5 separate regions of the Homo sapiens genome follow, and all the other regions are linked to region 3. The links are chromatin loops, found by intact Hi-C in ENCODE. Cell type or tissue: CD4-positive, alpha-beta T cell. All regions are shown on one strand. Each heading gives the region's core, and the rest is flanking DNA. Links, peaks and the distances in the headings are about the cores only. Region 1 overlaps STAG2 (STAG2 cohesin complex component). Region 2 has its middle 27 kb from the start of XIAP. Region 3 holds the start of STAG2 (STAG2 cohesin complex component). Region 4 holds the start of THOC2 (THO complex subunit 2). Region 5 has its middle 6.4 kb from the start of SH2D1A.

The links. A loop is a pair of places that touch in the nucleus more often than their neighbours do. Peaks named below come from ENCODE experiments on the same cell type or tissue, not always from the same donor. Only the 100,000 strongest peaks of a DNase experiment are listed, where the experiment ranks them.
Region 1: a loop joins it to region 3, with 9 times the contacts of the local background. A loop is called at or near these places in 42 of 110 quality-filtered maps.
Region 2: a loop joins it to region 3, with 5 times the contacts of the local background. A loop is called at or near these places in 39 of 110 quality-filtered maps.
Region 4: a loop joins it to region 3, with 6 times the contacts of the local background. A loop is called at or near these places in 7 of 110 quality-filtered maps.
Region 5: it touches region 3 in a loop (4-fold over the local background); 8 of 110 quality-filtered maps call a loop at or near these places.

What each region holds. Positions count from the first base shown.
Region 1 is chrX:124,015,312-124,021,648 of GRCh38, forward strand. It overlaps STAG2 (STAG2 cohesin complex component), which reads left to right. Exons shown (of 35, transcript NM_001042750.2): 2 at 6,056-6,120. Among named protein-coding and RNA genes, the nearest start is that of STAG2, 57 kb to the left of the region's middle. In CD4-positive, alpha-beta T cell, for the core only: a CTCF peak has its summit at 2,920 (motif pointing left); no DNase peak of the experiment used is centred there.
Region 2 is chrX:123,830,126-123,836,462 of GRCh38, forward strand. No RefSeq gene overlaps it. Among named protein-coding and RNA genes, the nearest start is that of XIAP, 27 kb to the right of the region's middle. In CD4-positive, alpha-beta T cell, for the core only: a CTCF peak has its summit at 3,408 (motif pointing right); a DNase peak (open chromatin) is centred at 3,436.
Region 3 is chrX:123,957,339-123,963,675 of GRCh38, forward strand. STAG2 (STAG2 cohesin complex component) reads left to right here and starts at 4,368. Exons shown (of 35, transcript NM_001042750.2): 1 at 4,368-4,518. STAG2-AS1 (STAG2 antisense RNA 1) reads right to left here and starts at 4,003. Exons shown (of 2, transcript NR_130770.1): 1 at 3,851-4,003; 2 at 1,895-2,067. RefSeq lists enhancers at 2,334-3,249, 2,778-2,967, 3,948-3,997, 5,426-5,525, 5,616-5,875 and a silencer at 4,318-4,457. In CD4-positive, alpha-beta T cell, for the core only: a CTCF peak has its summit at 3,162 (motif pointing right); DNase peaks (open chromatin) are centred at 3,043, 4,213 and 4,683; H3K4me3 peaks cover 3,495 bases; H3K27ac peaks cover 3,081 bases.
Region 4 is chrX:123,729,894-123,736,230 of GRCh38, forward strand. THOC2 (THO complex subunit 2) reads right to left here and starts at 3,159. Exons shown (of 39, transcript NM_001081550.2): 1 at 3,059-3,159. The coding sequence starts at 3,129. RefSeq lists an enhancer at 3,095-3,174. In CD4-positive, alpha-beta T cell, for the core only: no CTCF peak of the experiment used is centred there; a DNase peak (open chromatin) is centred at 3,198; H3K4me3 peaks cover 2,097 bases.
Region 5 is chrX:124,336,978-124,343,314 of GRCh38, forward strand. No RefSeq gene overlaps it. Among named protein-coding and RNA genes, the nearest start is that of SH2D1A, 6.4 kb to the right of the region's middle. In CD4-positive, alpha-beta T cell, for the core only: no CTCF peak of the experiment used is centred there; a DNase peak (open chromatin) is centred at 2,314; H3K4me3 peaks cover 155 bases; H3K27ac peaks cover 898 bases.

The DNA.
Region 1 (6,337 bases), core at 918-5,917, 58 kb after region 3:
TTTACTTAGAATAGTATAGCACAAATTAGGGAGATTAACAGAGGGAGGACAAATATCTTTTAGGTAAGAAGAATTTCTTTTTTTTTTTTTTGAGATGGCATCTTGCTCCGTTGCCCAGTCTAGAGTGCAGTGGCATGATCTTGGCTCACTGCAACCTCTGTCCCCCGGGTTCAAGCGATTCTCCTGCCTCAGCCTCCCAAGTAGCTGGGATTACAGGTGCATGCCACCATGCCCAACTGATTTTTCTATTTTAGTAGAGATGGGGTTTCACCATGTTGGTCTTGAACTCCTGACCTCGTGATCCGCCTGCCTCCACCTCCCAAAGTGCTGGGATTACAGGTGGGAGCCACCACACCCGGCCGAATTCTTGTTAAAGATTGTTACTCATCAAAGGGGCAGTAGTTTTTTTCTTTTTGAAGGTAGATATTTATGTCCACATTTTGGGTTAGCTTTTCATTTTTTTGCCCGCATGTACATCATTTGACATAGAAATGATAGTAACTTTCCTGTTTGGATCAAATGTACTACTGCAGGAAGTAGTCTACCTTTTAGCATTCACAACCTCAAACTAAACAACAGACTTCTGTATGCTGTCTCCTGAGAAAGTACATAGGCCAATAAAAGGAACATACCTTTGGGTCTTGTTGTCAGGAGCCTGTAAGAAAGTTTATGTTCCCTGCTAATCTTGAGTAGGCAAACATAATAAAGGTAATTTTATGATAGAACTCAGAGTTTTTGTACATTTAATTTTATATGATTATAAACATGAAATATGAATAGATTTTAGCAGCATAGTTTTGTAATTCCTTAGGTAGCTTAGGTTTTTAAACAGTTTTTTTTTTCTCCTGAGGACAGTCTCACTCTATTGCCCAGACTGGAGTGCAGTGGCATGTTCTCAGCTCACTGTAGCCTTGACCTCCCAGGCTCAAGCGATCCTCCCACCTCAGCCTCTCAAGTAGCTGGGACTATAGGCACGCGCCACCATGCCCAGCTAGTAGTTCACGTTTTAACAGAGTACATTAAAAACTGAATTTCCCCTTCATAATTTCCTTTTTTGTACTAACAATAAGATTGTAAATAAAAAATTAAAAAATTACCCACCTTGATTTGTTACTGTATTCCTTTGCTTCTTTTTTGTTGTTATTATGTCTGTTTACCCACATTGGTACACAGTCATAAATAGTTTCAGTGTATGAATATTACATTAATTACATTGATGTACTATCAGTGGTACTTGGTTGGATGAATTTTTAGTATTTAGAAGCTTTAAAAATCCTATTTCACTAGAATAGGGAGTTGGCCAGGTCAATAATTTTTTCTGTGTCTATCAGACCTTGACACAACATTTTTTTCTTTTAAAATTATATGTACCTGTCTGGGCGCAGTGGCTCACACCTGTAATCTCAGTACTCTGGGAGGTTGAGGTGGACAGATTGCTTGACCCTGGGAGTTCAAGACTAGCCTGGGCAACATGGTGAAACCCTGTTTCTACAAAATACACAAAAATTAGCTGGGCATGGTGGTGCTCGCCTATAGTCTATGGATAATTGGACATTTTGGTAATTCCTAATTTTAAGTGTTTGTATTATAGTGATGGTGGCATTTTAGAAGGGTGTATACATTTCCTGGATGTGATCCTTACATATAGAAGTATGTGACCCTTTTGGGAGGAGTGTTAAGGGTATGGCATGTGGTGTGTGAATTTGCCAGCTTTTAGCAGTTGAATATTTCTGCATTTTTAGTGAGAGAATTAACATACCAGCTACTTAAGTGTTCCCCTCCCCTGTGCTCTCCAGTAATATATTATTAATATATGGATTCTGGGGAACCTTGTTAGTGATGGCTTTGTTGGTAGCTTTTCATTTTTTTGTCTTGAGACCACTTGGGATTGAATTAAATACCTTTTTTTTTTTATGGAGATGGAGTCTCACTCTGTTGCCCAGGCTGGATTGCAGTGGTGTGTTCTCGGCTCACTGCAACCTCCGCTTCCCGGGTTCAAGCGATTCTCCTGCCTCAGCCTCCCGAGTAGCTGGGACTATAGGTGCACACCACTGTGCCCAGCTAATTTTTGTATTTTTGTTTTAGAGACGAGGTTTCATCATGTTGGCCAGACTGGTCCTGAACCCCTGACCTCGTGATCTGCCCGCCTCAGCCTCCCAAAGTGTTTGGATTACAGGCGTGAGCCACCGTGCCTGGCCCCTAAATTAAAGACCTTTAAAACAGTAATTATTTTGGGGGGAAAAAAATTAAATCATATCAAAGCAAGATATTAGGATGTTTTGTGTGTGCTTTTATTTTGTTGGGGGGTACTTTTGATGAATGTAGGAAGTCATTCTTTTTTTGGAGTTGCAAAGATTCAAGCATCATCATAATTTTTACTTGCTTGTATTAATGTGCTATAGTAATAGGTATCTGACAGGTGTTTCTTGTTATTGAATTTAACTTGTAATCTAAACTTTGAGTAACAGCCCATAAATATATACTAATTATGGATAACCTGAGAAGTTACGGTGATTAAGTTTCAGCTTTTAGGTCTGTTTATATTAAAAGCAGTGTTACTTGAATTTAATATTTAGAATTAGAAATAACGCGATCATCTGTTACTTTTTAATCTAATAATTAATAGCCTTTAATGGCAGCTCACTATACATGTGAACTTAAGCAAGTAGTTTTACTTTAATATATATTGTTTAGCTTATCTACAAATGGGATTGCCTGGTTTTCAGTAAGGAAAAGCAGAAGCTAGTTGTTGCTGGATAGGTTTTTTTCCCAGAAGGAAAATAGTGATTGAGACTTAATGCAAATTTTATTTCTATGCTTTATCCTCCAAAGCTGTTAGAATGTTAACTCTTTTATAGTAGGTATAGAGAATTGTTACATATGATGAAAACCTCAAAAGTTTTTTCTAGACACTAGGAGAGAGCTCCACCTTGTGATCTTGGAGCATATTTTTTAAAAAGTTAATAACCCGCAATAGTGCAGAAATTGTTTGGTGAGTTTGATTTTTAAACTGATACTTTTCTTTGAGCATTACATGTTTTTATAGTTTTGGGTTACCCAGCTGAAGTCAAATGGTATTAAGCACATTTGAAGATACTCTGAATTTGTTAATGTAAGTCTGTGGGGGAAACACATTGGATGGATGGATGGATGGATGGATGGATGGATGGATGGACAGACGGACGGATGGATGGATAGATGGATGGATTGACAGAGTCTTACCCCATTGCCCAGGCTGGAGTGCAATGGTGTGATCATGGCTCACTGCAGCTTCTACCTCCTGGGCTCAAGCAATCTTCCTGCCTCAGCCTCCCAAGTAGCTAGGTCTATAGGTGTGTGCCATCATGCCCGGCTGATTTTTTGATTTTTTGTTGAGATACGGTCTCACTGTGTTGTCCAGGCTGGTCTCGAACTCCTGGGTTTAAGCCATTCTCCAACCTCATCCTCCCAAAGCGCTGGGATTGTAGGTGTGAGCCATCATGCATGGCCTGCAAATTGTATTTATATGCAGCTGTAGACATTTAAAATAAAGATGTAAACATTCTCAGCTCTTCCTGTAGATTAAAGTTTACATTTAGAAACTACTAATCCCAACTCATCCGTTGGGTTCCTTCCCTTCTAAATTACAAAGCAATTTTAATATTTGTAATTTTTTGTTGAGCTATGATGAACTGTTTTTATGGCAAATAAGTCATTTAGAGAATGACTAGCAAACACTCGGATACATGGAATTTAGCACTCTTTTTTTTTTTTTTTTTTTTTTATTTAAGATGGAGTCTCGCTCTGTCACCCAGGCTGGAGTGCAGTGGCGCAGTCTTGGCTCACTGCAAGCTCCACCTTCCGGGTTCACGCCATTCTCCTGCCTCAGCCTCTGGAGTAGCTGGGACTACAGGCGCCTGCCACCACGCCTGGCTAATTTTTTGTATTTTTAGTAGAGATGGGGTTTCACCATGTTATCCAGGATGGTCTCCCTGACCTTATGATCCGCCTGCCTTGGCCTCCCAAAGTGCTGGGATTACAGGCGTGAGCCACCGCGCCCGGCCAGCATTCTTATATTTAATAATAATAAGTGGCAAGTAGGTACCTTCTCGTAGAAATAATAATCACATTTCTTAACAGGTATTAAGGACAAGGATCATTGTTCTCCTGTTCACTGTTGTATTCTCATTGCCCAGCACTACATTTGGCACATGGTGGATACTTTCACTTGGTTGGATGAATTTTCAACATTTAGAGACTTTAAAAAAATCTTATTTCACTAGGATAGGGAATTGGCCAGTTCAATAATTTTTCTATCAGACCCTGACACAACTTTTTTTTTCTTTTAAAAATATATGTACCTGGCTGGGCGCAGTGGCTCACGCCTGTAATCTCAGCACTTTGGGAGGCTAAGGTGGGTGAATTGCTTGAGCCCAGGAGTTCAAGACTAACCTGAGCAGCATGGTGAAACCCTGTCTCTACAAAATAAGAAAAAATTAGCTGGGCCATGGTAGTGTGTGCCTATAGTCCCAGCTACTTGGGAGGCTGAGATGGGAGGATCACTTGAGCCTGGGGAGGTCAAGGCTGTAGTGAGTTGTGATTGCGCCACTGCACTCCAGTGCGGGTGACAGAGTAAGACCTTGTCTGTCTGTCTCTATTTTTTATATACGTATAATACGCACATGCGCGCATCTATCTTGTCTTGAGAGATACATCTTACATCTTTGATTTTGCTTTTGTGTTTGCTTTGGTTTCTAATTACAAAGTACATGTTAGTATAGCCTATGCTTTGCAAAATAATTTGGCCTGGGAATGCTTCTTTCTTTTACAGTAGAAATTAATTTTGTGCTATTTAGAAGAATCCAGTATATCGCACAATATTCATTTTATTTAGTATTCTCTGCTTCTCAGAGATGATGCATTCTTTATATTCATCACCTGTGATTCCTTAGGTGACTGTATTTACGAACTACCTTTAAAGTGTGCTTAGAAATTATATTGAAGGAAAGCAGCAACTTTGGTTTTGATGAAATGCTCAGAGACGCAGACAGATACAGCAAGGATCACATGACCTTTTTTATTTTCATCTTGCCGTCTAGATGACCTGACCTGTTCATTAGAATTTATTAGTTCTGTGCCTCTCCAGTTCCTTTAAAAGAAACAAAATGATTTTCTTTTATAAATAAGTTAGCATTTTAGGAGGTGAATGTGTATCTTACATATGATGACAAACTTCAGAAAAGAAAAAATTAGCCAGATGTGGTGAGTACCTATAGTCCTAGCTACTCAGAAAGCTGAGGTAGAAGGATCTCTTGAGCCCTGAAGTTTGAGGCTGCAGTGAGCTATGATTTGTGCCACTGCACTCCAGCCTGGGTGACAGAGTAAGCCCTGTCTCAACGAAAATAAGATTTTAAAATTTATGTATGTATGTATGTTTGAGACAGAGTCTCGCTTTGTCACCCAGGCTGGAGTGCAGTGGCATGATCTCAGCTTGCTTCAGCCTCCCGAGTAGCTGGGACTACAGGTGTGCACCAACACACGAGGCTAATTTTTGTATTTTTAGTAGAGACAGGGTTTCGCCATGTTGGCCAGGCTGGTCTGGAACTCCTCACCTCAAGTGACCTGCCCGCCTTGGCCTCCCAAAGTGCTGGGATTACAGGCGTGAGCCACTGCGCCTGGCTGAAAACAAGATTTTAAAATCTGAGTATCTTTCAGAAAAAAAATAAAGTGGTGGTATATGTTATTTGATTATTCAGGATTTAATTTGTGGATTATTCATTCTTGTTTCTCCTATTGCCTCATTTGTTATTTTGCTGTTCACAAAACATAAAATTAATATTTTTCTGTTTTAGCTTAAGTAAGCTAGGAAATACAATGTTTTGAACTTTGTATATTAATTAAATATTAGTAACCATTGATGATGTTTTCTAGAGAGATAAAATTACCAAGACAAATTGAGCTGTTTCTTGTGTGATATCTAACCTACTGGGAGAAGTCATTAGGAGTTTGTCAGTATGTTATATTTGAGCATTTAATATTAATTGGATATGTTTAATCTTACCTGCTTTTTCTTTAGGTGGCCACCGAGTACTAAATTCACTTGGGAATAAAAGAAAAACATAAGAAAATTATAAGAGAAAGGTACACATAAGACTAAGAGCTTTAGACTTTAGCTTCAGCCTGTTTTCTCCTTCCTTGTTTGCTTTTAGGTCATTTTCTTCATTTAGGAAATGCATCCTTGACTTTCAAAACATAGACATAATACCCTTTCTGTCTGCCATTTTTACATGTACTTTGGTCAAAAATGGCATTCATTTGTTGTTCGTATGAAATTATTGGCATTTAAATTGATCGTAAG
Region 2 (6,337 bases), core at 438-5,437, 130 kb before region 3:
AGGAGAATCGCTTGAACCCCGGAGGCGGAGGTTGCAGTGAGCTGAGATCATGCCACTGCACTCTAGCCTGGGCAAGAGTGAGACTCTGTTTCAAAAAGAAAGAAATTCTAATCATACTGCCTGGATTCCATACAAAGTCAGTTTCTCAATGGATAACCCTTAACATCCAACTCTGGAAAGGAATAGCCTTTGGGTCTAAGGCAGCCTCCTAGCTAGCAAATGGTTTGCCAGGATAGCAAATGGTTTGCCAGGATCCATGCATCACTTAAAACCCACAGCTTAAGGTTATATGCATGATGGAACTTGAATGTATTCCTTGAACTTTTGTAGCTTACTGGTTACTCTTTGCTCAGATCTCAGTTCCTGTTTGTTCACTCATCCCTTGCTGAGTGCCCCACGCCACACGCCGCACCATCTACTCCACCCACACCATTTTCCAGTTACTGAACCTTGCCCAACCCTTGTCGGTTGCCATGACTACTTCCATGCTAAGTCAGGACTGACTTCTCCGCCAGGAGCTTTTTTTTTTTTTTTTTTTTTTTTTGAGGCAGAGTCTCACTCTGTCGCCAGGCTGGAGTGCAGTGGCACGATCTCGGTTCACTGCAACCTCCGCCTCCCAGGTTCAAGCGATTCTCCTGCCTCAGCCTCCCAAGTAGCTGGAATAACAGACGCGGGCCACCACTCCCAGCTAATTTTTTTTGTATTTTTAGTAGAGATGGGGTTTCACCATGTCGGTCAGGCTGGTCTTGAACTCCAGACCTTGTGATCCGCTCCCCTCAGCCTCCCAAAGTGCTGGGATTAGAGGCGTGAGCCACCGCACCTGGCCCCACCGGGAGCTTTTTTTTAATTTAATTTTATTTTTTTGAGACGGAGTTTCGCTCTTGTTGCCCAGGCTGGAGTGCAGTGACGTGATCTTGGCTCACTGCAACCTCCGCCTCCCGGGTTCAAGCGATTCTCCTGCCTCAGTCTCCCAAGTAACTAGGATTACAGGCATGTGCCACCGCACCCGGCTAATTTTGTATTTTTAGTAGAGACAAGGTTTCTCCATGTTGGTCAGGCTGCTCTGGAACTCCTGACCTCAGGTGATCCACCCGCCTCGGCCTCCCAAAGTGCTGAGATTACAGGCACGAGCCACCGCGCCTGGCCCACTGGAGCTTTTTAAAACTCCTATATATTGAGACACACACTATACTAAATGCATCACATCCCTATCTCATTGAATGCTCACAACCTTATGAAGCATGAATTACCCCTTTGCTTTCAGCCAATGGTCATGCCTTCCATAATGTGGGAAAGAATGAGCCCATCCAACATAAGCTTCCCTAATTCCTCTCTTATCCATCTCAACCTTTCTCTGGAAGTTTTCTGCTTCACTTCATTTTCTCCAATTGTGAAAAAATATCAACTAGACAGAGACAGAAATAAAGAGGCATCTGAGAGACAGACATAGTCAGTCCATGGTCTCAAGAAGAACAGACCTTTTTTTTTGAGACGGAGTTTCACTTTTGTCACCTAGGCTGGAGTGCAATGGCGTGATCTCGGCTCACTGCAACCTCCACCTCCAGAGTTCAAGCGATTCAACTACCTCAGCCTCCCGAGTAGCTGGGATTACAGGTGCCCGCCACCACACCTGGCTAATTTTTGTATTTTTAGTAGAGATGGGGTTTCGCCATGTTGGCCAGGCTGGTCTCAAACTCCTGACCTCAGGTAATCCACCTTAGGTGCTGGGATTACAGGCATGAGCCACCATGCCCGGCCAGATGGCTTTGATTTTATCTTTGCAACCACCATTCCTATCCTGATGACTCCAGACCCCTCCCTGATAAGTTTCAAAATAATGGCTCCAAATGTCCCATCTCCCACCACAGCTGCCCTTGCCTCAGCTTTGAGGAAAGCATACCACACTCTTCTTTACGTTCTATCACATTTGGTCACTGGCTGAGAGAAGCCCCTCGGATCATCTATCCTTTCCCTTCCTTTCATCTCCACACTGTTCTGTTTCCTCCCCAACACAAATCCACAATGCACCTCTCCCTCTCAGATTTTTCCACTGCACCATAGGGAATTCTCATTCAAAGATAGACAAACTCCTTTCCATGGAAACGTTCCCACTTTCTAGCTCTAAATGAAACATTGCTCTCTCCTCAAGACACCACTGCCCTGCATCTCCCTCCAGGGGAGGCCACACATTTATTCATTTTCTACATATTACAAGACCCAGAAGGCGGGCGTGGTGGTTCACGCCCATAATCCCAGCACTTTGGGAGGCGAAGGCAGGCGGATCTCTTGAGATCAGTTTGAGACCAGCCTAGCCAAAATGGCGAAACCCCGTCTCTACTAAAAATACAAAAATTAGCCAGGCATCATGGCTTATGCCTGTAGTCCCAGCTACTCGGGAGTCTGAAGCAGGGGAATCACTTGAACCTGGGAGGTGGAGGCTGCAGTGAGCTGAGATTGCACCACTGCACTCCAGTCTGGGCAACAGAGCGAGACTCTGTCAAAAAAAAAAAAAAAAAAGACCCAGAGGTAGGGTTGGTATGCTCTTACTACTCTGTCACTATTTCTAAGCTGTAACTCTTCCAACATTGCGTCTTTGAAGTTCATGTCACCCAGTTTTTCTTCTTCATTGCAGTCATCTAACAACCTACTGGCCAGCCTCTCACTGGATATATTGCCACCTGTATCACAGTCTTCCTCTACTAAATTGGCCATCAACCTGGATGACTTCAGTGTTCTTATCAATAAACATCCATCTTGGGCACTTAATGTCTAGGTTGGGGAGTCTAAGATGGCAGCATTTGAACAGCCTTTGCTGACTTAACCTTCTGGTTTCTTGGTGGTTTCTCATTATAAAAGCACTGCATTTGAACAGAGACTCAGCCTTGTGGTGTCCGGTATAGAGAATCGAGGATGGTGTCAGTTCTAAAAAAAAATCTGAATTTTTTTTCAGCAGCTGACTAGATATCTAAGTATCTTATATGGGGAATTGTCTGGGAAAGGTGTTTAAGCAAGAGTTGCAGCAGACAGTCTAGGCTTATCTAGCAAGAATGTATTCAAATCAGCTCTATTACAAAGGGATGACATTGAATTAAAGTTCCATGATGTTGATAAATAAAACAATATTTCATCAAATATTTCCTGAGAGCCTACTACATGCTAGGTACTGTCCCAGAAGCTGAGGACAAAGGAGAAAGAAAAGAAGACATTATCCCATTGCTCAAATTAGTTTATAACTGTTTAACATAAATCATCCAAATATCAAGTAGAGGTAATGATACCCACTCCACAGGGTAACATTGTTTTGAGTTTTAAATGAGAGCATTAATGTACAGCAAATAGCTCAATGTATACATGGTCAGTAAATGGTAAAGGCATGGGGCTATTATGAATTCTCTGCACCTCCCAAATATGACCACCAGGTGTCAGCCTCCCCTAGCCAAACCCTACCAGGTGAAGGGTGTCCAGGTTGTCTATCCTCTCCAACACTAGAGGAAAGAGCAAAGGATCTTGGTGCGACGATTTACCCTTCACCTACTGCTGTTCTGAGCTACTTAGGTGCACAAATATCAGCACCGATTTTTTTTTGAGATGGAGTTTCGCTCTTGTTGCCCAGGCTGGAGTGCAATGGCGTGATCTCGGCTCATTGCAACCTCCGCCTCCCAGATTCAAGCGATTCTCCTGTGTCAGCCTTCCGAGTAGCTGGGACTTCAGGCGTGTGCCACCATGCCCAGCTAATTTTTTTGTATTTTTTAGTAGAGACGGGGGCGGGGGGGTTCGCCATGTTGGCCAAGCTGGTCTCGAACTCCTGACCTCAGGTGATCCACCCGCCTCGGCCTCTCAAAGTGCTGGGATGACAGGCGTGAGGCACCTCACCCAGCCCAGAAATATCTTAGTACCTATTTTAGGTGAGAACTTGCCTGCCTACAGACTAAACCCAGTTGTGCAGTCTCCCTAGACATGGAAATTTGGAAATGTCCAAGATAAGGTCAAGGAAAAACAGAAAAAGAACGTTCAAGGCAAAGAAGAGCAAAAAAGTGGAATCAGGAAAAAGCCAGGGAGAGAATGAAATAGGAGGAGGAAAGAAGAGATTTAGAGAGAGGAAAAGATAAAACTTTTCTTACTCAGTCACCTCTCCAGGGCCTCACCAAAAGCTGTGCCAAAGCCCTTTCATTTAAGCCACCAGCAACCTGAAACCCCCACCTCCCAGGCTCCTGCCACAGGTCAAATCCCTTTTTAATCCTTGTAATCCCACTGATTCTCTAGCTGGCTTTCTCTTGGATATATTTCAGAGAGGAGCTTTAGAGTCCCTGGCAAAGAACTCATCATTCATTTTTGGCCCATGTAATTTCTACTTTATATATGAGCTTCCATCTTTTCCAGACTTCCCTGTTCTCCCCATTAGAAACTATATTTCCATTTTTTGAGAGACACTTTTCCCCCACTTACAATAGCCTCTTTCACTTTGCTAGTTCACCAAGCTGCAGGTTTTATTTCCCAAGTGCATAGTATTTTTTATCATTGGCATACATTTTTTTCAGGCTTCCAAAAAGTATTTTTAAAGTAGTCCACAGGCTTCCTGTGGGTTATTGACTTTTTGAATGTTAGTCTTAATTTGTCCTAATGTCTAGTAACATGTGGCATACCCAAACAGGAGTAAGCCTTGTTCGGACACCATCCTGAAGCAGGATTGTTGACTCAGTCTGCTCTCTTTGGGCAGAAACCTGGCTGTAACTGAGTTAGGCCCATCCACCGGTTAAGAGCTCTTTACTTCACACAGAACAGATCTTTGCTCAGGAATTTCTAAAGAAAACCAGAAGGAGGCCAGGCGCCATGGCTCACGCCTGTAATCCCAGCAATTTGGGAGGCCAAGGAGGGTGGATCACTTGAGGTCAGGAGTTTGAGACCAGCCTGGCCAACATGGTGAAACCCCTTCTCTACTAAAAAAATACGAAAATTAGCTGGGTGTGGTGGTGTGCTATGCCTGCAATCCCAGCTACTCAGGAGACTGAGGCAGGAGAATCGCTTGAACCCGGGAGGCGGAGGTTGTGGTGAGCCAAGGTCACGCCACTGCACTCCAGCCTCGGTGACAGAGTGAGACTTTGTCTCAAAAAAAAAAAAATTAAAGCATATTGCAATTCACGTAAAGGCTAAATTTATGAACTAATGAACTACCGCTAATTCCTCCTCACTCTTAGCAAGAAATGGTTAAGGGAAGTGAAGCAATTTCTAGGACAACATAAGGATTCTAGGAATTTACAGCCAGTTACCTGAAAAGTCTGAACTTGGATTTCTTCCAAATAATGACCAATCCAGGTCATTGCCTGATCAATCACAAGAGGCCTGAGCCTACAAGGCCATGTCCCACCTCTCAACTCTCCCATGGGAGGCTGTCATGAGACAATTTCCCATCGGCTCTCAGGCTCTGATGAGGAATGGAGCTTTCTGCCTCACTCCCACATAATATAAAACTGCTTTTAAATATAATACATAAATAAAAATTTATAAAATGCACATTGTATAAATATTAAATATAAATTTATATAAATATATATCCTGCATACTATAAAGCTGCAGAACATAAAACCTCCAAGTGGTAGCTGTGAAGGGACTCCTCCCAAATACAATGTCCCACAACACACATTGCAGTCATCTGGCCCCTTTTTGCTTCATTGTCATGTTTTTTTGTTTGTTTTTGAGACAGATTCTCACTCTGTTGCCCAGATTGGAAATGCAATGGCGCAATCACAGCTTACTGAAGCCTTGAAATCCTGGGCTCAAGCAGTCCTTCTGCCTTAGCCTCCTGAGCAGTTGGAACCACAGGTGCCTGCCACCATGCCTAGCTAATTTTTATTTTATTTTTTGTAGTGACGGTGTCTCACTATGTTGCACAGGTTGTTCTTGAACTCCTGGGCTCAAGTGATCTTGCAGCCTTAGCCTCCCAAAGCACTGGGATTATAGGCATGAGCCACCGTGCCCAGCCAGTGTTGTATTTTTAGTGTTGGGGACAATGATTCACAGGGAGCTCTCACCTAGGTTTAGTCTTCTTTTTGCTGTCTAAGTAATAAAATGTCTAAATCTAGAATGACTCATTGTTTCTTTACCAACCAAATTAGTCAGCTCTTGGCCCTTGCCTTGCCTTTTTTTTCTTTGAGACAGAGTCTCCCTCTGTTGCCAGGCTGGAGTACAGTGGGGTGATCTTGGCTCACTGCAATCTCCGCCTCCCGGGTTCAAGCGATTCTCCTGCCTCAGCCTCCTGAGTAGCTGGGATTGCAGGCATAGTACGCCACCACACCCAGCTAATTTTCATATTTTTTTAGTAGAGACGAGGTTTCACCAT
Region 3 (6,337 bases), core at 436-5,435:
TTTAGGTTTCTGGGTTTTATGTTTAGAATGGTGTTTAAAAATATAAAAAATGGGCTGGCGCGGTGGCTCACGCCTATAATCCCAGCCCTTTGGGAGGCCAGGCGGGCGGATCACGTGTGGTCGGGAGTTGAAGACCAGCCTGACCAACATGGAGAAACTCCATCTCTACTAAAAATACAAAAATTAGCTGGGCGTGGTGGCGCTTGCCTGTGATCCCAGCTTACTCAGGAGGCTGAGGCAGGAGAATCGCTTGAACCCTGGAGGTGGAGGTTGCAGTGAGCTGAGATCGCACCACTGCACTCCAGCTTGGGTGACAGAGCGAGAGTTTGTCTCAAAAAAAAAAAAAAAAAAGAAAATAAAATAAAATATAAAATATATATATATGCTGTCCAGAGGAGAAGACTATCTGGAAAACCTAATTTATAATCAGAAGTCTGTTCCATTTGCATGGAGTTAAAGCAAAGAGATCTGTGGGATGTTTTAGTCCGTCTATGGTAAACCTGGAGGATTATCTTTGTTGTACTGTGGCATATGAATTTCTTGTGACCAGAACATTTCTGCATCAAATAGTGTCTTGCCTTTTATATAGTATCAGAGGTTTGTAAGTTTTAACTATTCAACTCTCCTTTTTCACTATTTCTTATTAGGCACCCAAAGCTTCTGCCTTTACAATATTATCTCATAAAGGACATGTTACAAACAAGATTAAAATTATTTTCCATCAGTTATTTCATTTTTCATTATTTCATATTTCGTTTGATGGCATTTTCTCCCTTTGTCCTCACATTCAAAGGGTGAATTGTTTATATTTTTCAGTACCCCATGAAATAAACTCCACTTCTTATGATAGGACTGGGGCACCTAGCATTCTGTACATATTGAAGTCTTGATAAGTATTTTTTTGAAAGAGCTCTAACAAAAAAAATGGTTACTGTAAAATATTCTTAAATATTAGTAAAAATTTGCTACAACATTTATTTCTGATGTTATACCAGTTTGTTATTAATCTTCAGTGGTATTTTTCACAAAATCAGAGCTAATTTGCTAAACAGAAGAACTTTTCAGTTTTGTTCTAAGCATAAAATTGTTTAAAATCTCAGTTGCTACATAGATAATTAACTGAGAATACAAATTTATAAAATAGATAAAAAACTATTTGTACCATGTACCATAAATGTGATGTTTGGAGCAGAAAATCAGTAGTTTTCAGCTAATACTAAGACAGGAAATCATTTAATATCAATTGAGATTAAATTGGCACAATTGAACTAAATTAATGTAAAAATGACTTGGTACACGGCCCAATTTTTCTATTACTTCAAGTGGAATTTTGCATTAACTTATATAACTCTGTAAATTTTCCACTACTCTCTATTTAATGTTCTAGCTGCATCATTCTGTAACTTGAATCTATTAAAAACTGTATAGCATTCTACCAAAGATGGTCTATAAAAGAAATGGAAATTTATTTTGAATAGTATTCCACTCTCCAGAGCTTTAGAGGTAAGTAAAAATGTCTCAGATTTTACTTCTTGTTATTGATATTCAGATGTTTCTGTTTAACTTTTATTGTCCAGTTGATTAAATATACTATAACTCTTTTTGTAAAGTTGCAGAAAAAACAATAAGCACAGAGGATGGGAGAGAAACTAACAAGAGATATGGAAGGAATATAATTTAAGGACTGAAAATAATCGTTATATTACATTAGGAATGTTTCAGAAGTGATATCGGGGTGAAAGCTTCATGATTTACACGGGGCTCACCCTATTTCTCAGTTGGAAAATTTGTTTTGTTATTAATACGTTTTATTTCTTTTCTTCTAATTGAAATGTAATTTAATATTTAAGAAATATTTTAACCAAAATTTCAAAAATGGAACAGAAACGAAGACTTCTTAAGCAAACACTATTTTATGAATCTACGAACTTCTATAACAGCAATGGAGACACTGCAATAGGTCACTTCTTCCTGTCCAAGGAAAAAGCGGCGCTTTGGAGGGGATAGGCCCTCCTCGAGTTTTTCTCCCCCGAGTAAAGAGCTCTTGGCGGTCAAAGGTCCAATACACTGGATTCGAAACAAACAAAAAAAAAGGGTGACAAAGATTTTAGTTAACAGGGGTCGGAGGAGCAGAAAGGGTCTTTTCGCACTTCAAACATCTTGGGGGAGGGATGGGAAGGCAGGATGCGAAGTAACCTAAATTCCCAACCATTTCGCGTGGTTGCACCCGCCCAGGAAGGCAGTGGATGCGCGGGGGAGGCGGGGTAGGTCCCCCTCCACTCCTTTTGCCCAAATTTCGATTTCCCTCCACTTCGCTCGGTCCTATCTCTTCCCCCGCCCCGAGAGTGGCGAACAAATTGGTCGAGCGCCCGGCCTAGCCTAGTAGTCCAGTTCTTTAGGACTCCTAGAACCTGGAGATACAGACCACGTTTTCTCGGAGACGGGACCAGTGGGCTGTAAAGCAAAACAATTTTTCTTTCTTTTCCAGGGCTAGGTCTTACTGGTAGAGAATCAGCTCGCTCTCTCTCCACACCCGAAGCAAAAAGCAAAACAAAACCAACCCGTATTCCGCCCCCGATCTAGCCCAAGTAGCTCCATTAAACCATTTAGGATCAGGTGCCAGAGTTAAGCGACTTGGGTTCTTTTGGTGGGAAGGGGTAGGGACAAGGGGGCATCGAAGGTACGGGAACTAGGGCCACAGGCCCCTCACAGGGGTGTGTCAGAAGAGGGGACTTCGAAGGGTGATGCCCGACTGGGCTGCCACCTTAGCGCCTCGCGAGGGGCGGAGGGGCCCGGGGAACGAGTCCCGGAGCGAACCCAGCCAGCCTCTGGATTCCCACGGCCCAGGGCTCCGCCGGACATTCCTACCGCCCTCCCCTCGACACCCCACTAAAGACAGAAGAACCGCGGCTCGATCGGGTCCGCGGCGGAAGCGCGGCCAAACGAATGAGTAAGTCAGGCGCGGGCACGGCACCTTGTTTACCCCACTCGGCGGCGCGCCCCTGCGGGCGCCTGGTTTGCGGGCGGCGTCGGAGACGCTGAACCCGGGAGTCAGTCGGCCACGATTGGTCGGTGACTGGGAGGAGGACGCTGGGTGGGAGGGCTGGGAGCCAGGCGTTGCAGTGGCAACTCTCTGCCGCTAGATGCCGCTCCCTCCCAACGGGAGCCGGGCGCGGGTTCGTGGCCGACAGATGGCGCCTGCGCGTTCCATTCGCCTCCAAGTCGCCGAAGAGCGAACACCCCAAACAATCCCGAAGCGCCACCAAAAAAAAAAAAAAAAAAAAAAAAAAAAAAAAAAAAAAAAAGAAAAAAAACCCCGCCGGATCCGACCGCCACTTTCAAAACCCCCCACCGCTCTAGAACCGCGGGAGCTTCCGTCCCTGAGTAGAATTCGAGGGTGTAAAGAAGAGGAAGGGGAAAAATATCTTGTACCAGCCCAGGGGTGAAGAAGCCCCCGGCCTGAGAAAGAAGGAGGAGTGGGGGAGGCGAACAGTCTCGTTGCTGCCTCTGTGTACGCTGAGGGGGGAGGTAAGTTATAAAATGGCGGAGGCGAAGCTTCTAGAAGTTTGGAGGGGCACCCGGAGGGCGCTTGGCCCACCGTGAGGTGTGTATGATTGAAACAGGGCGAGAGAGAGGAGTTGGGAGGGAAAGAGGTTGGGCACTCTGTTGCCATTGAATTTCCCCTCTGCTTTCTTCGCCCCCATGGGGGGCAGCCATGGAACGGGGGGCAGAGTCCAGGCGGGAGGATCTTTCTCGCCCCCGCGGCGCCCCCCGCCCTCCTTTCTCCCTTCTCCCCCCAAGTCGCTACCCCAACACTTCCAAGGAACTTCCAGCCCCCCTTCCTCCCTACCTCCTACTCCTAGAGTGGCTTTCTACCGCAGGGCTCTTCTTTTCGACTACCCTCGCTGAAGATTTTCTCTTCCTTCCCTCGCCCAACTCTCCCTCGGGGCCTCTACGGAGACCCCCCCCCCCCATGGGTGGCCCAAAATGGAGAACGCGGAGCAGCGCAAGATGGAGGCTCCGCTTCTCTGTGTAGCAGTAGATTTAGGTTCCTTTTCTCCGGCAGGCTCCTAAGCCTAGGAGAGCCCGAACTGGAGGTGGGGTGGGGTGCGAGCCGTAGTCGGGGGAGGAAAGCCGGGAGGCTGTGGTTGGGGTGGGGGAGAGCGCGGTGTCGCGGTGAGGGGAAGGCAGAGAGCAAAATGGTGGTGCTGGGAACCTAGGGGGGAGGGGAGAAAGGAGGCTCAGTTGTGTATATTTGGGCCTCGGACCGAGGGAGGCGAGGGAAAATCTACTCTGATCACACCCCTCCCTCGTGCCCCCTCCCTTCTCCCTTCCCCTCCTCCCTTCCCTCCCTCCCCCCTCCCTCCCTCTCTTCCTCCCTTCCTAGAGAGGGAACAACATTCATGTGACGGGCCCCTCTGCTTCTCCCCCGCCCCATCATCTCCAGCGCGTGGTGGGGGAACTGCTGGGGAAGGCGATTGGCATCGATCTCTCCATCCCTTCCGAGGCCCGACTTCGGTCAGTTTTCTTCGGGCAACAATTTTCTAAATTGGCTGGGGTCTGGCGGTGTTGGCCCCCGCGCGCAGACCTTGCCCCGAAGGGGGCCCTGCCTGCCTGGCATGGGCGGAGGGGGGAAGGGCGGGAGTGGAAGGCTGTTTGTTGGGGGGTTTTGGCGCCACTTTTGTTTTAGTTTTAGTGCTGCTTTTCATTCCCACCCCCACCCGCACTGTCTTTCTCAAGGCACGAACTGAGCTGATCCTTGCCCCAGGTAGGCAGCCTGTGCGTTTTCACTCCACACTTTTATTCTTGCTCGGGGTCGACTTTCTTTTTTCTTCTCCCCTGGATCCGGAGATCTGCGGACGGCGATTTTGGGACGAAAAGGGTCGGATGGGCCGTGGGAGAGAGAAGGTGTGGGAAACAGCATCAAGTAGTTCCGCAAAACTTTGAGCCCCGTTCCCATTTTCTTTTGGCCTAGAATTGTGAACGTATTGTTGATTTCGGCCTTTTTTTCCCCCCGTCGCGAGAATGTCTTGTTTTGCCTTTAGTTTTTTATAAACCGCTGTACTTTCGACATTTAGTTTCCGCTCCCCCTTGGTGCATATGTCATTTTATTTTTAATCCTTAACTGTAATGGGTTATCGTGTGATTTTCGTGCTTCAGTGCTCGGCTTTAATTTTTAATATTGTATTAGTAGTTTCATCCGGTTTGTGAGACTTTCTCTTCCGTGGCCTAGAATGTTTTTTATGTTGTTGCCTACCACCCCTCTTCCCTCTCCCTCCTTCTTTCTCTTGGATGTAGTTTTTAAATTGAGGGCCATGGTGTTGGATTAAATGGTAATTTACAGTTTACATGATATATCTATTGGAAACTTTTGATCTGTAAGGTTAGATTTAAAGTAAACGAGGCGCTTGTGTTGGTTTGCAATGGTTCCTTAAAATGCGCGGGCCACCCCCTTCTCCCACCATAAAGCCCCATCTTCCCTTCACACTGGAGTGTAAATTCCATACCCCTTTTCTCCCACGGACCGCCGTATTTCGCAGCAGCCACACCCTGTATTTGTCTCTGTGGATTGGACTCATTATCAGCTTAATTTAGTGACTCTTAAACCACCATGATGGGACTTGCTTAAGCACGAAGCTTCTTTTCCTGTTTAGTCCTAGTGGTTAGTGTCGAAAGAGGAATCATCGAGGTTTCTTGATGAAACCTAGTGCGGTCCAACCTCTGCCTTTTTTTCTGTTGTCTTTTTTCCTACTCCGGGCTGTTGGCGGTGTCAGCACCGCTGCTGGGGGCGGGGGTGGAGGGGAGAAAGAGTCGGGTTACCGAAGTGCGTCATTCCTGGCTCTAGCAGGGCCTGCTCGGGAGCTGCTGGTGTTTGTTACTGTCCTCGCAGCACTTTTCTGCCAACCTTCTCTCTCTGCGTATTGGTTAGGAGCAAAAGCAGGAGGCGGTCTCCTAATTCTGTCTGTAGCCTAGCGCGTTGCGTTTAAGGGTATATCTGAACTTATTTTGTTAAAAAAAAGGCTCTGGGAAGTGGATGCATTTGTTTAATGACATATAATTCAGGTAGTTTAGGCTTGCTCTCATATACTTTCCGATGAACAGTGGGGTTAATTTTCAACATTTTCAACCACTTAACGTTAAAATGCCTGGTTTTCTTTCTACATTGATATCAATCTATAATTAGGGATCAGAAGGACCAGTTTAAGGTATATAAGTGTTCAGCAGTTTTTCAAGTGGTTGAATTGCAGTTTTATGACACATTATGTTAAATAGTCGATTTTTTTTTTTCATTTTGAACTAAGGTGCCACGTTAAGTAAGTTAATTGCAGATGTTTAA
Region 4 (6,337 bases), core at 668-5,667, 230 kb before region 3:
TCCAAAGACATGCTATATGCAACAAAGTTTCATAGAGGGAAAACAGGTCAAATAAACTGAAACTAAGTACTGGATGGTGATGTGTTTAACTATTTAAAATAGCTTATTATGTTACACAATTTTAAATTCTCTTCCTGTAACAGAATGCAATCATAAAACTGACTATACTGATTTGGATCTACTATAATTCAATCCACATTCCACAAGTCATGCAATAACTACATACACGTAAGTTCTAATAACAGGTTTTTTTGCTGTTGTTTTTGGTTTGTTTTTGTTTGGGTTTTTGTTTTTTTTTTTTTTTTAAAGAGTTTCGCTCTTGTTACCCATGCTGGAGTGCAACAGCGCGATCTCCGCTCACCGCAACTTCCGCCTCCCAGATTCAAGCGATTCTCCCGCCTCAGCCTCCTGAGTAGCTGGGATTACAGGCATGTGCCACCACGCTCGGCAAATTTTGTACTTTTAGTAGAGATGGGGTTTCTCCATGTTGGTCAGGCTTGTCTGGAACTCCTGACCTCAGGTGATCCACCCGCCTCGGCCTCCCAATTTGCTGGGATTACAGGCGTGAGCCACCACGCTCGGCTTCTAATAACAGTTTTTAAGCAGCTCTTCAAACATAAGAACTATGACAGATAGCATGTATTATGTAAATATACATAATGTGAACCTAAAATTCCATTTTATCTAAGTATTTCGATCTCCTACATCACTTTTTCTCAAACCATTACCAGTCAGAAGCCAAGCAGAATTTCACCTTATAGCCCTAATACCACTCATGCTAAGGTGGCAGCAATAATAGTAAAACTGTTGGGAGGCCGAGGTGGGCGGATCACCAGGTCAGGAGATGGAGACCATCCTGGATAACACGGTGAAACTCCGTGTCTAGTAAAAATACAAAAAATTAGCCGGGCGTGGTAGCACGCGCCTGTAGTCCCAGCTACTCAGGAGGCTGAGACAGGAGAATCGCTTGAACGTGGGAGGCGGAGGTTACGGTGAGCCGAGATCGCGCCACTGCACTCCAGCCTGGGCGACAGAGCGAGACTCCGTCTCAAGGGGGAAAAAAAAAAGTAAAACTGTCAAAAAACAGTAGCTGAAAGGAGGAAGCTGAGCAATCTACAAACATAACAGCCCCTAAATAAATGAGCTGGCTTTGAAAGTAAACAAAACAATGAACTGCTTTTATCAGTTTTGGGGGATTACCCTAATATCGATGAAGATGATGGTCTGGCTGGGTAACTTCCCATCTTGCCTTCCCCAAACTTGATGGCTATTTGTCAACTAGCTATCAAACTTGACAGCTATTTGTTAACTAGCACATACGAGGATTTGTAAAATGTTCATTATAGTTAAAAACGAAGATTTATCAAATAGCCTTCTCTGACAATTAATAAACCAATAAGCATTCTAAGCATAGGCTGGGGGGGCGGGGCATGTGTTAAACCAAAAGAAATATGAGACATAGTCCCTATATTTCAAAGGCCTCCCAATTCATTACAGTGCAAGAATAAACACACATGAATAAGTCAGAGACCAATTAATTGCTAACCTGAGTGGTACAGACTTTAAGTGCATGAGCTGTCCTGAGAAGTTTAAATATCTAAAGGTTGGAATAATATTACTTTTAATAGCTATCACTTGAGCACTTACTATAAGCCAAGTGCTTTACAGGCATTATTTAGTCTTCACAACAATCCTTTGAGTAGAGTACTTATTATTCCCAATTTACTCAAGGGGAAACAGTCCAAGTGGTTAAGGAACTTACCCAAGGTCACTCAGCTACTTAAGTGGCTAAGACAGCCGCTTATTTAGGGAATTCTAGAGCTCACACTGTTAAGACTTCATACAGCAGTGCGGGGGGTGCGGGGGAGGAAGCCACATAGGCTGGCACTATTACAAGCGCGGGATCCGGCAACGCGTTCCTCGTGTTTCGTTCCAAGTAACGAAGTTACAAAGATTTGAATCTTTAGCATGAGCCACGGTAAACTGGCTACTAGAAATGGAGAGGGGTGGGCAAGGACGACAAAAATGGCTAACGAGGGTTAATTTCATCCAGGGTTGAGCTTTAGCATCTAAAAGCGACCCAGAGAAGGAAATGAGATGTTATTAATATTTGTTCTTATATCTGAGGTTTGCTTTGCTGCTTAAACGACTCCTTCCAGGGGAAGGGGAGGAGGGAGCGCTCTAACGTGGGGGCGAGAAGACTAGGGGTATGGCAAATTACTGTTTTCGGTGTTACGGGGGAAAGTTTCACGACTAAAGGAAACGCGTTATCCTAGGTACTGGAGAAGCTTGGAGAGCTGCCAGAATTAGTTGCAGTCCCAGGATAAAATGGGGTTTAGGGAACATTTAATGACGAAAGTTGAATCCAACCCGAAATAGCTCTAAGGTGAAAAGACGGAGCAAAGAAATGTCGGTGGTTCTTCAGGGAAAGCGGCAATCCCTGCCACACTTCCCCACGGCGCTACGCGAGGCCGGGACAGTCGAGAGACCGCTCCCCGGGAGGGCGAGAGGTGCCAAACCGGGTTCTTCGCGGCGCCCCGGGCTTCGCGGCAGCGGGCGAAGAGGAGGGGAGGGGAATCCGGGACGGTTCGCCCTCCTTGGACTTCAGGCAGAGGAGGCGCCAAGCTCCAAACTGCGGAGTCCAACGGGTGCAGAGTGAAGAAATGGCACAGAGAGAGATGGAAAGTCCGAATTGCCCCGGCTCAGCCCCATAAAGATAAAGGAGCCAAGTGAGATCAAGCGAAGAGGGGGACACAAAAAGAGACCAAGAGGGAGCGCGGAGACCTGCAGGGGCGGAATAAGAGTTCTACTAAGAGGCTAAAGGAAGCCGAGCTACCGCAGGCAGTAGCGATTTCTGGGAGGCCAGGGAAGGAAGGAGGTCCGCGGCGGTAAACAGCACCTCTCCCCGAGTTCGAAACTCCTAGACGACCATCCACGCCCGCCGCCCGGGTGGGGGAGGGGGTACATCTTTCCCCCTCAACCTCCCACTACAGGTGAGAGTGCAGCTGACGCCCTGGCCCGGCCCGGCAGTGCGCCTGCCTCCGGCCCGAACACTCACAATTCGCCTCTCCCTGATTTCTCCCAGTTCTTTATCCACTCTGCGGGAACCACCACAGCCGCGGCCGCCATCTTCCTCTCACTAGTAGCAGAAGCCCGGATGTGTAGCACGCGAGCGAAGGGTCAAAGGGGAGCACCGCCCACGAGGAATGCCGGGAGCTGAGAGTTCGTTTTTCGATTTCCCGCCCCACTTTCCTCTCCACCCAGCGGAAACCCGAGGCAAGGCAGCCAACGACGTGGAGACTCGCGGGCCCCTTTGCGAGGTTACTACACGGGTTGCGCCCTCCGAAGTCTTCGGCCTTACTTCCCATTAGAACAGAGAAATGCCATCCACAGGCCAACAAGTAGACTTCATCTTCTTCCGTAATATCTACCCCTAACCACTAATACAAACACGCATTTTTCAAGCACCTAATATGTGCTAGACACTGGGAATAGAGAAATAATAGTCTTTGGGAAAGCCATAAATATAAGCAAATAAATTACATTACGCCCTGCTGACTGCTGAGATAAAAGAAAATAATCGGGTCCCTCTCCTTCTCCCTCTCCCTCTCCCGTCTCCCTCTCCCGTCTCCCTCTCCCCACGGTCTCCCTCTCCCTCTCTTTCCACAGTCTCCCTCTGATGCCGAGCCAAAGCTGGACTGTACTGCCATCTCGGCTCACTGCAACCTCCCTGCCTGATTCTCCTGCCTCAGCCTGCCGAGTGCCTGCGATTGCAGGTGCGCGCCGCCACGCCTGACTGTTTTTCGTATTTTTTTGGTGGAGACGGGGTTTCGCTGTGTTGGCCGGGCTGGTCTCCAGCTCCTAACCGCGAGTGATCCGCCAGCCTCGGCCTCCCGAGGTGCCGGGATTGCAGACGGAGTCTCGTTCACTCAGTGCTCAATGGTGCCCAGGCTGGGGTGCAGTGGCGTGATCTCGGCTCGCTGCAACCTCCACCTCCCAGCCGCCTGCCTTGGCCTCCCAAAGTGCCGAGATTGCAGCCTTTGCCCGGCCGCCACCCCGTCTGGGAAGTGAGGAGCCTCTCTGCCTGGCCGCCCATCGTCTGGGATGTGAGGAGCCCCTCTGCCTGGCTGCCCAGTCTGGAAAGTGAGGAGCGTCTCTGCCCGGCCGCCATCCTGTCTAGGAAGTGAGGAGCGTCTCTGCCCGGCTGCCCATCGTCTGGGATGAAGTGAGGAGCGTCTCTGCCTGGCCGCCCATCGTCTGAGATGTGGGGAGTGCCTCTGCCCCGCCGCCCCGTCTGGGATGTGAGGAGCGCCTCTGCCCGGCCGCGACCCCGTCTGGGAGGTGAAGAGCGTCTCTGCCCGGCCGCCCCGTCTGAGAAGTGAGGAGACCCTCCGCCCGGCAGCCGCCCCGTCTGAGAGGTGAAGAGCGTCTCCGCCCGGCCGGCCGCCCCGTCCGGGAGGGAGGTGGGGGGGTCGGCCCCCCGCCCGGCCGGCCGCCCCGTCCGGGAGGTGACGGGCGCCTCTGCCCGGCCGCCGCTACTGGGAAGTGAGGAGCCCCTCTGCCCGGCCACCACCCGGTCTGGGAGGTGTACCCAACAGCTCATTGAGAACGGGCCATGATGACAATGGCGGTTTTGTGGAATAGAAAAGGGGGAAAGGTGGGGAAAAGATTGAGAAATCGGATGGTTGCTGTGTCTGTGTAGAAAGAGGTAGACATGGGAGACTTTTCATTTTGTTCTGTACTAAGAAAAATTCTTCTGCCTTGGGATCCTGTTGATCTATGACCTTACCCCCAACCCTGCGCTCTCTGAAACATGTGCTGTGTCCACTCAGGGTTAAATGGATTAAGGGCGGTGCAAGATGGGCTTTGTTAAACAGATGCTTGAAGGCGGCAGGCTCGTTAAGAGTCATTACCACTCCCTAGTCTCAAGTACCCAGGGACACAAACACTGCAGAAGGCCGCAGGGTCCTCTGCCTAGGAAAACCAGAGATCTTTGTTCACTTGTTTATCTGCTGACCTTCCCTCCACTATTGTCCTATGACCCTGCCAAATCCCCCTCTGCGAGAAACACCCAAGAATGATCAATAAAAAAAAAAAAAAAAGTCAACAGAAAAAAAAAAAAAAAAAAGGAAGGAAAACTTTCCAGAAGAGAGATGTGTCTAGCACAAGAGAAGAGGAATAGTCCTGAGCCTGGAGGATTATTTTGCAGGAATCTCACAGGGCAGTTCCTAATGCAGGAGAATTAAAATAGGCTTTTCCTGGTGTATTTCTTGCAAACATTTTGGGCCAAGTGGCCTTCCCACACCCTCACATGAGCCTGCTTCCCTCCCACTCCTCTGTCATCAGGGCATTTCTGTTTAGGAACAGCAGGTCTAATATTGACTTAAATAAAGCAGACTTGACAGAAAAAAAAAAAAAAAGAAAGAAAGAAAATGTGGCACATATACACCATGGAATACTATGCAGCCATAAAAAATGATGAGTTCATGTCCTCTGTAGGGACATGGATGAAGCTGGAAACCATCATTCTCAGCAAACTATCACAAGGACAAAAAACCAAACACCTCATGTTCTCATTCATAGGTGGGAATTGAACAATGAGAACACTTGGACACAGGAAGGGGAACATCACACACCGGGGTCTGTTGTGGGGTGGGGGGCGATAGCATTAGGATATATACCTAATGTAAATGACGAGTTAATGGGTGCAACACACCAACATGGCCCATGTATACATATGTAACAAACCTGCACGTTGTGCACGTGTACCCTATAACTTAAAGTATAATAAAAAAATTAAAAAAAAAAAAAACACACGTTTGGCAGAAAATACAGACAATCCAAATGAAGAAATCCTACCCCACATATGAACTTTAGAGCTAGTATCTTCTAAATATGGCAAGTTTTGTCAAATGAACCAGGTTCATTTGCATTGAAAAACTATTTAAGTTATGTGCTGTATTCAGAACTGGTTCTGGGAAAATGCTCCATTGTTTATGATTGTTTTTCACCAGCTGTATCTAGTCTTCTAGTGTCCTGTCTCACTTTGAAATTCTAAAGCCACCCACTAGAAAATATCCACCTATTAACTTCAGTGATTTCTGCTTGTAAAAACCTTCTGCCGTTTTGAGGAGGATCAAATATAGAAGTGCCCTCTAATCTTTTCATGTTTCCTTATTATGGACAATTTAAAATGTATACAAAGCAAACAGAATGATACAGTGAATCTTCATGTACCATCATCCTTCCTGGAAAACTTTGAAGTCATTATTACAAGACGGCTTCTGTGATACAAGAAGCACTATCTTGCTACTTATGTATACTTCTCTGTGTAGTC
Region 5 (6,337 bases), core at 402-5,401, 380 kb after region 3:
GGCCTTCCTCTTATGAGGAATTACCCAAGAATTGGGGGCACTTCTGTAGGACCTTCAATCCATCATGATTGTCCTTTCTATCCTCACAGTCCAAGTCCACATGGTCCCGTGAAGGTTAGCATATCTTCTGCTCCAGGGTGGTGGGGCAGGAGGGGTGAGTTGGGGAGGGTGCTTCTACCTAGGCTTGGAGCTCTGATGCCTGGAAGCCAGCCTTCTGTGTACCAAGAAGCCATTTCCCTGAGATCCTGTCTCCCTGAGGTCCCCTAATGTCCCATGAACAGAAACTTTCCTCCTGCATTTCTGCCTTCCAAGTCACTGTCCCCTCTCCCCTATGCATAATCCTATCAAGTTGTTTAGGATTCTGGAAAACAGCCAGGCTGTAGCCTGTCTGCTCACAAGACAAATGTTCCCTGAGGTGAAGGGGAGTGGAGGCTGGCTACCTGCTTGGTATGGGCACAGGAATGGGGACAGAGAACAAAAGTGACCTTGCCCCGCCAGCATTCTCACTTCCCTCAGAGTCATGATTACTGGGAGGTCCTTGGTTACTTTGGAGGGGAGCACTTCAGAGGAAGGGATCCATTAGGGATGTCAGACCCAAAGCTAGGTTTTCTGGATTGGGGGCTGGTTTTATGATACTCATGTGGGCTGATAGCTCCTTGGAATTTTGGGAAGATGGGATACAGATGAGACTTGGACATGTTTCAGCATAATCCATTTTCGTATACCAGCAGGTCATTCTAGATTTCACTATAGTTGTTTCTTTTATGGCTTCAAAATGGACTCTGTTGTTAATTGGCATGCTTTTAGGCCTTTATAAAAACAGACTCACCCTGTGTATAGCTTTTATATATTTTAATATGATTACACAGTCTTTCAGGGGCAACCTTTTTCAAAACAATATGAATCATTGAGGCTGTCAGATCACTACTCTCTTCCAGGCTGCATACATGCAAGAAAAGGCAGCAGGTTTCTGTGGCATAAACCTGGGCTTTGGAGACAGAGAAAACGAGTTCAACTACTTGATCTATTATTCAGTAGCTGTGTGACCCCAAAGAATTTACTGAATGTCTCTGAGCCCCACAAGTATTAGTTCCCTTTCTCTATCTTCAGGGTTCTGCTCTGGATCCTGTGGTCATGAGTGTATGAGATTATTAATCATAGTAAGAGCTACCATTAGAGTGCTTACTATGTGTTAGGTACTCTAAGGACATTGTCCCTTTTGATGACTGTAAGGTATTATAGGTACCCATATTAATAGTTTTCAAAGTGGGTACTATTGCCCCCAATTTACAGGTGTGGTAATACCCAAATTTGGGACTTAGTGAAGCCTGGCTTCAAAATGAAATTTTACTAGTTCCAATGTCTGTACTCTCCATCATATCACACCACCTAAGGTTTTACCCTTACTGAGGGATACATGTGCATTTTAACAGGGATCATAATACCTAAACCCAAAGAAATGACTGTGATGGAGGGAATTTGAGGTATAGTGGCAGTCTGGTGGTTGTGGAGCTGCTCTTTTAGAATATCTCAAATTTTGCCTGGGTGTGGTAGCTCAAGCCTATAATCCCAGCACTTTGGGAGGCCAAGGTGGGCAGATCACCTGAGGTCAGGAGTTCGAGACCAGCCTGACCAATATGGTGAAACCCCGTCTCTACTAAAAATAGAAAAATTAGCCGGGTGTAGTGGCATGTGCCTTTAGTCCCAGCTACTCAGGAGGCTGAGAGAGGAGAATTGCTGGAACCCGGGAGCTGGAGGTTGCAGTGAGCTGAGATCATGCTACCGCACTCTGGCCTGGGTAACAGAGCAAGACTCAGTCTCATAAAAAAAAAAAATTCCAAATTTTGGGATATGTGATCGATAACCCAGGCTGCCACTGAGTAGGGCCATTTATTGTCTTAGTCACCAAGACTGCAAAATAAGGGCAATGATTTAGGCAGTGGGCATGACTTGTGCTGATTCAGCAGACTGGACTTACGAAAAGTTTATATCTGAGTTTAGTATTAAGATAGGACACATCTTGACTGCTTACCTAAAGTCTGTCTGAATTATTCAGTTTTTGTTTTAAGTGAATAAGGTGGCAGCTGTATAAGTCCAATATACAGTATATATATATATATATTTTTTTTTTTTTCCAGTGAGGAAGGAGGGGAAAATTAGATTTTGAAAACTTCAGGCTCATGTTGCCAAACGGGGATGTTTTTTACATTATGGTGCTAAATCTACAACAGAATGGCAAAGAAACACATAACTTCCTTATCACATGCTTTGTAAAGACTCAACACGGAATGGTAGCGGCTGCTTCTTATGTGGTACAGGTGCTGCACAACACTCTTCAGTGGTTTCTTCACTTCTAGCATGTGATAGAGTCAGTGCATCCACTGGCACTAAAACTCACATACACTTAATGATACTCAACAGCCCTAGCCTGTGACCTTATGAGGTTGCTGTTGAACAGATTTTTCTCATTCTCTATACTGTTTATTCTTTGGTGTTTAAGAAAAGGGTTCAGAAATAGTGAAATAGACATAGTAAGTGTTGCTGCACTGGGTATTAATAATCCCAGGAGACCTAGCACAATTTTTTGAGCACAACTCCCTATTTGGTTCACTGTTGGAGGCACTCTCTTCAATGGACTTAAGAATTACTCTACTAGGTCAGATCCTGGTCCGTCTAGGCTAACTTCTCTGGGGCATAAAGCAATTGTGGAAAAGCACCATATCATCCTGAGTGATAATTTTAAAGGTAAGCAATGCCACTAGAAATCTCTAGCTTATTTTATTACTTTACACATCAAGTAAACAGCATTCATTCAAGGCAGGATTGTTATAAGCTGGGCAATATGCTTCACTCTGTGGAAGTGATCGTTATTACCCTCAGTGACCTTGTATTCTATTAGAAGAAATAAGGTAAATATGCACCAAACAGTTCGCAGTCTTTTCATCAATTGTTCCATCATATTTTTTTGCTTGTAGATGCCAGCTTTTAAAATATTCTGTATGCATGTCAAATGACATCAATTAATAAAAGATTGCTTGTTCATTTAAAATTAAGGAAACCTATATAACTATAAAGTTCTCTCATACAAATTCTTACCAAATATAATTCTAACCTAAAAGCAGCCACTTGCCATTTTTCATTTAGGATTTTGGTGAGGATTCAATGAATTCCATTATTATTATTATTACTATTATTATTATTATTATTACATGCAGCCTAATCCCAGCAAATGGACCATTTTACTAGGCTCTTTGTAAAATTGACAATACCTCAAAATCAATATTACCTTCTTAAAATTCTATGAACCTTGGGAACACAATTTCAGGAACAACCTCTGTAGAAAGCTAGTAGTTTTAATACATGTTAAATGCCAGTGAGTGCTAAAGGATTTTAGAGAAGTGCAGTATATACCATTTTGGGTTCCAAAGCTTCCATGATAGCCAGATGGTTCCGAATTGTGTCTGCAGTCTACAAAAAGGTTGCTAGGAAAATTGGCTTTGTTTTACTTCAAAATAATATGTGGTATTACAGCTTCACTTGAGACATTTTCCAGCACTTTGTTGCTTGTGTCTATATCTGCTATTTTAGATTTTACTCTTTATTCTGCACTACATTATAAAAATAATTTAACACAAGGCAGAAACCTACGATTACTTTTGTGGTAGGCAGCATTAAACCATACCCCAGTGTTTATAAAATGATGACAATGAGCTATCTGAGGATTTTGTCTGTAAGTAAAAGTTACAGGAGATTTAATCTCATTTATTTTTTGCTTGATATATATGTTTATTTTGATAGTTTCAGTGAACCATGTTGGTTCTAGGAAGGAAAAAGATTGGACAAGTATTGAAAATTTCATACCTTTACCACTACAATTCCTGATATCGTCTAGACAGTTTTGTAACTTCAGAACATTTATGACTTGCTTTGTAAAAGGCTCATAGTATTTAACTCCTCGCTGATCAATGATTCTAGCATTTTTTTCATGAAATATTTATTACTGAGAAGGAAAAGCAAAATAATGTCAATGTTGCATATGTAACTACAAAATGCATTTAGAAATTCACCACTAGCTGTTTTGTTTGCTGGGTTATAATATTTCATTTGCATTTATAAAACTGCTTAGGGAAATGTTTATAGTTCGCTTCATTCCATTCCTTCGCGAAATTTTGGTATTTGTGATGTATACATCAAAGTGGTCATCTGTGTTTGAAAACATCAGAGATTTCTTTAAAAATGTTCAGGCAAAAATATATAGACAAAATAAGAGTCTCTTGGACTTTAATCTTTTCGATTAAAGCTCCAGTGGTGGAATTTTATTCTTGAGCTTTCAAGAAAGAGAACAGATTTTTTAGATGAAAAGCCGCAGACTCATTTACAAAGACGTAATATTTTCTTGTGCTGATAGCATACCCTGAGGGCCCCCACCCAGGATAAAGAGAGGCGGAAAGAAGATTCTGTCGCGATCCAAAGGCAACTGGTTGATGAGGCCAAATAAGTACATGATGATTTATTTGTGTGTCAGGTGCCAAGGTGTGGGATGTGAAGAGTTATATCTATAAACCAAAATGAGGCAGACCACAGGGTAGACGTTGGTAAGTGATGAATGTGAAAGAAGTCAATGTCAGAAATGATATACTTCTTGAGGCAAATTAGAAGCCACATTCTCTGCAGAGGGTTCTCTCTATAAAGGGAAAAAAGAGGGGGAAAGGAAGGGAGCTAACTAGGTGCCAGGTACTCTTTTAGGTTCTGGGTGTGCTAAGAGGAATATGACATCATCTCTGTCTTCCGGGAGTTCACAGGCTAGTAGGAGAAAATAATATTGTGTATTTGTTAGGCTCCAGGCACACCGCATATACCATCACATCTATCTTCATGGAAAAAGATAAAAACTAATGAGGAGTGGCCTTCATTTGGTCTAGAAAACATTCAAAAAGGAGAATGGGGTGATAAGACCTTATCTGTGTATCCAGGTCTTCCCAGGAGAGAAAATATCCGTATCACTTTAAAAACAAAACAAAACAAACCAACCAAACCCAAACTACTCAGTGTTCTGTTACTTTGGATGGATGAGCTTATGATCCTGTTTCCAGACCCATAAACCCAGGAAACAAAACTTGACTGTGAACTGAAGACCCTTCCAAGACATAGTAAATAAAGAGAATGAGGCTAAAATAGTATATCTGATTTGATAAGACATATAGTTATATATAGACATGCTATGAGTCAGGGCATGGGACCAGTTGACACTTGAAATGTAAGAAGAATATTCTAGAAGTCCAGATTACAGTCGCTAGATAGGAGACTGAAGCCTGAGCAATCCAGTGCAGTGACCTCAGAATTAATGTTGGGAGGCAGAAGAGGATAGTGGTGAAGTGCACAGGCTCTGCAGTCAGTGGCCTGTGTTCATATCCTGGGCCTGACATTGACCAGTTGTGCCACCTTGAATAGGCTACCTAGGTTCTCTGGGTTTCAGTTTCTTTGTCGGTAAAATGAGACTAATAATAGTATTTGCTTCACAGGGTTGTTGATATAAATAAATGAGATAATACATTCAAAGTGCTTAGCAGGATGCCTGGAATATAGTATGCAGTTAACAAATATTAGCTGTTGCTATTATTCCGAGAATGAAACCTCAGAAGCATGCAGAGTTTCAGCTAGAATGAGGGAACTTCCTTTGAGTCACGAAGGAGGCAAAATTCGTGCAATAAAAAAAAAAAAACCTGTACACAGCAGACAGAAAGATAAAAACACTTTCCATCTCGAATAGATTGTGCGAGTTAGAATATAAGTTGAGTTAGATATGCCACTACTATGTCCCTAGAGCCCCATCCTTTCCTCTATCTCAGCTCTTGTTAAGTGAATTATAATTGTCTGTTTGCTTGTCTGTCTTCTTCACTGGACCTATGAGCTACTTAGGGGCAGATACTGTACTTTTCTGTAACCTAAGTACCTACTATAATGTCTGGCATATGGTAGATGCTCATAAGTGTTGGTTGAAATAATAAAAATATTTAAGACAGGCTTAAATAAACACACACAACAACCCTGTCTCTGGCTTCTCACTTAAAAAGGGCATTTAGAAAGATTGGCCTCATAGGTAAACCCAGAGATTATCAAAAGGAGGTGCTCTTTTGTAAAAAAAACAATTTTTTTCTTTAATCATTTTTGTAAAGGAAGTGAATTTTAGTAAGTGCTGAGAGAATGTGTAAACTCACCACAGGTAACACTGTCATAACACTGTCACAGGAGAATTCACACCTATAAATGAGCTAGTGGAAGAACAAAGTTAGTTTTGAAAGGTCAGAGAAAAAGATTTTGAAATGTCAGAGCCACT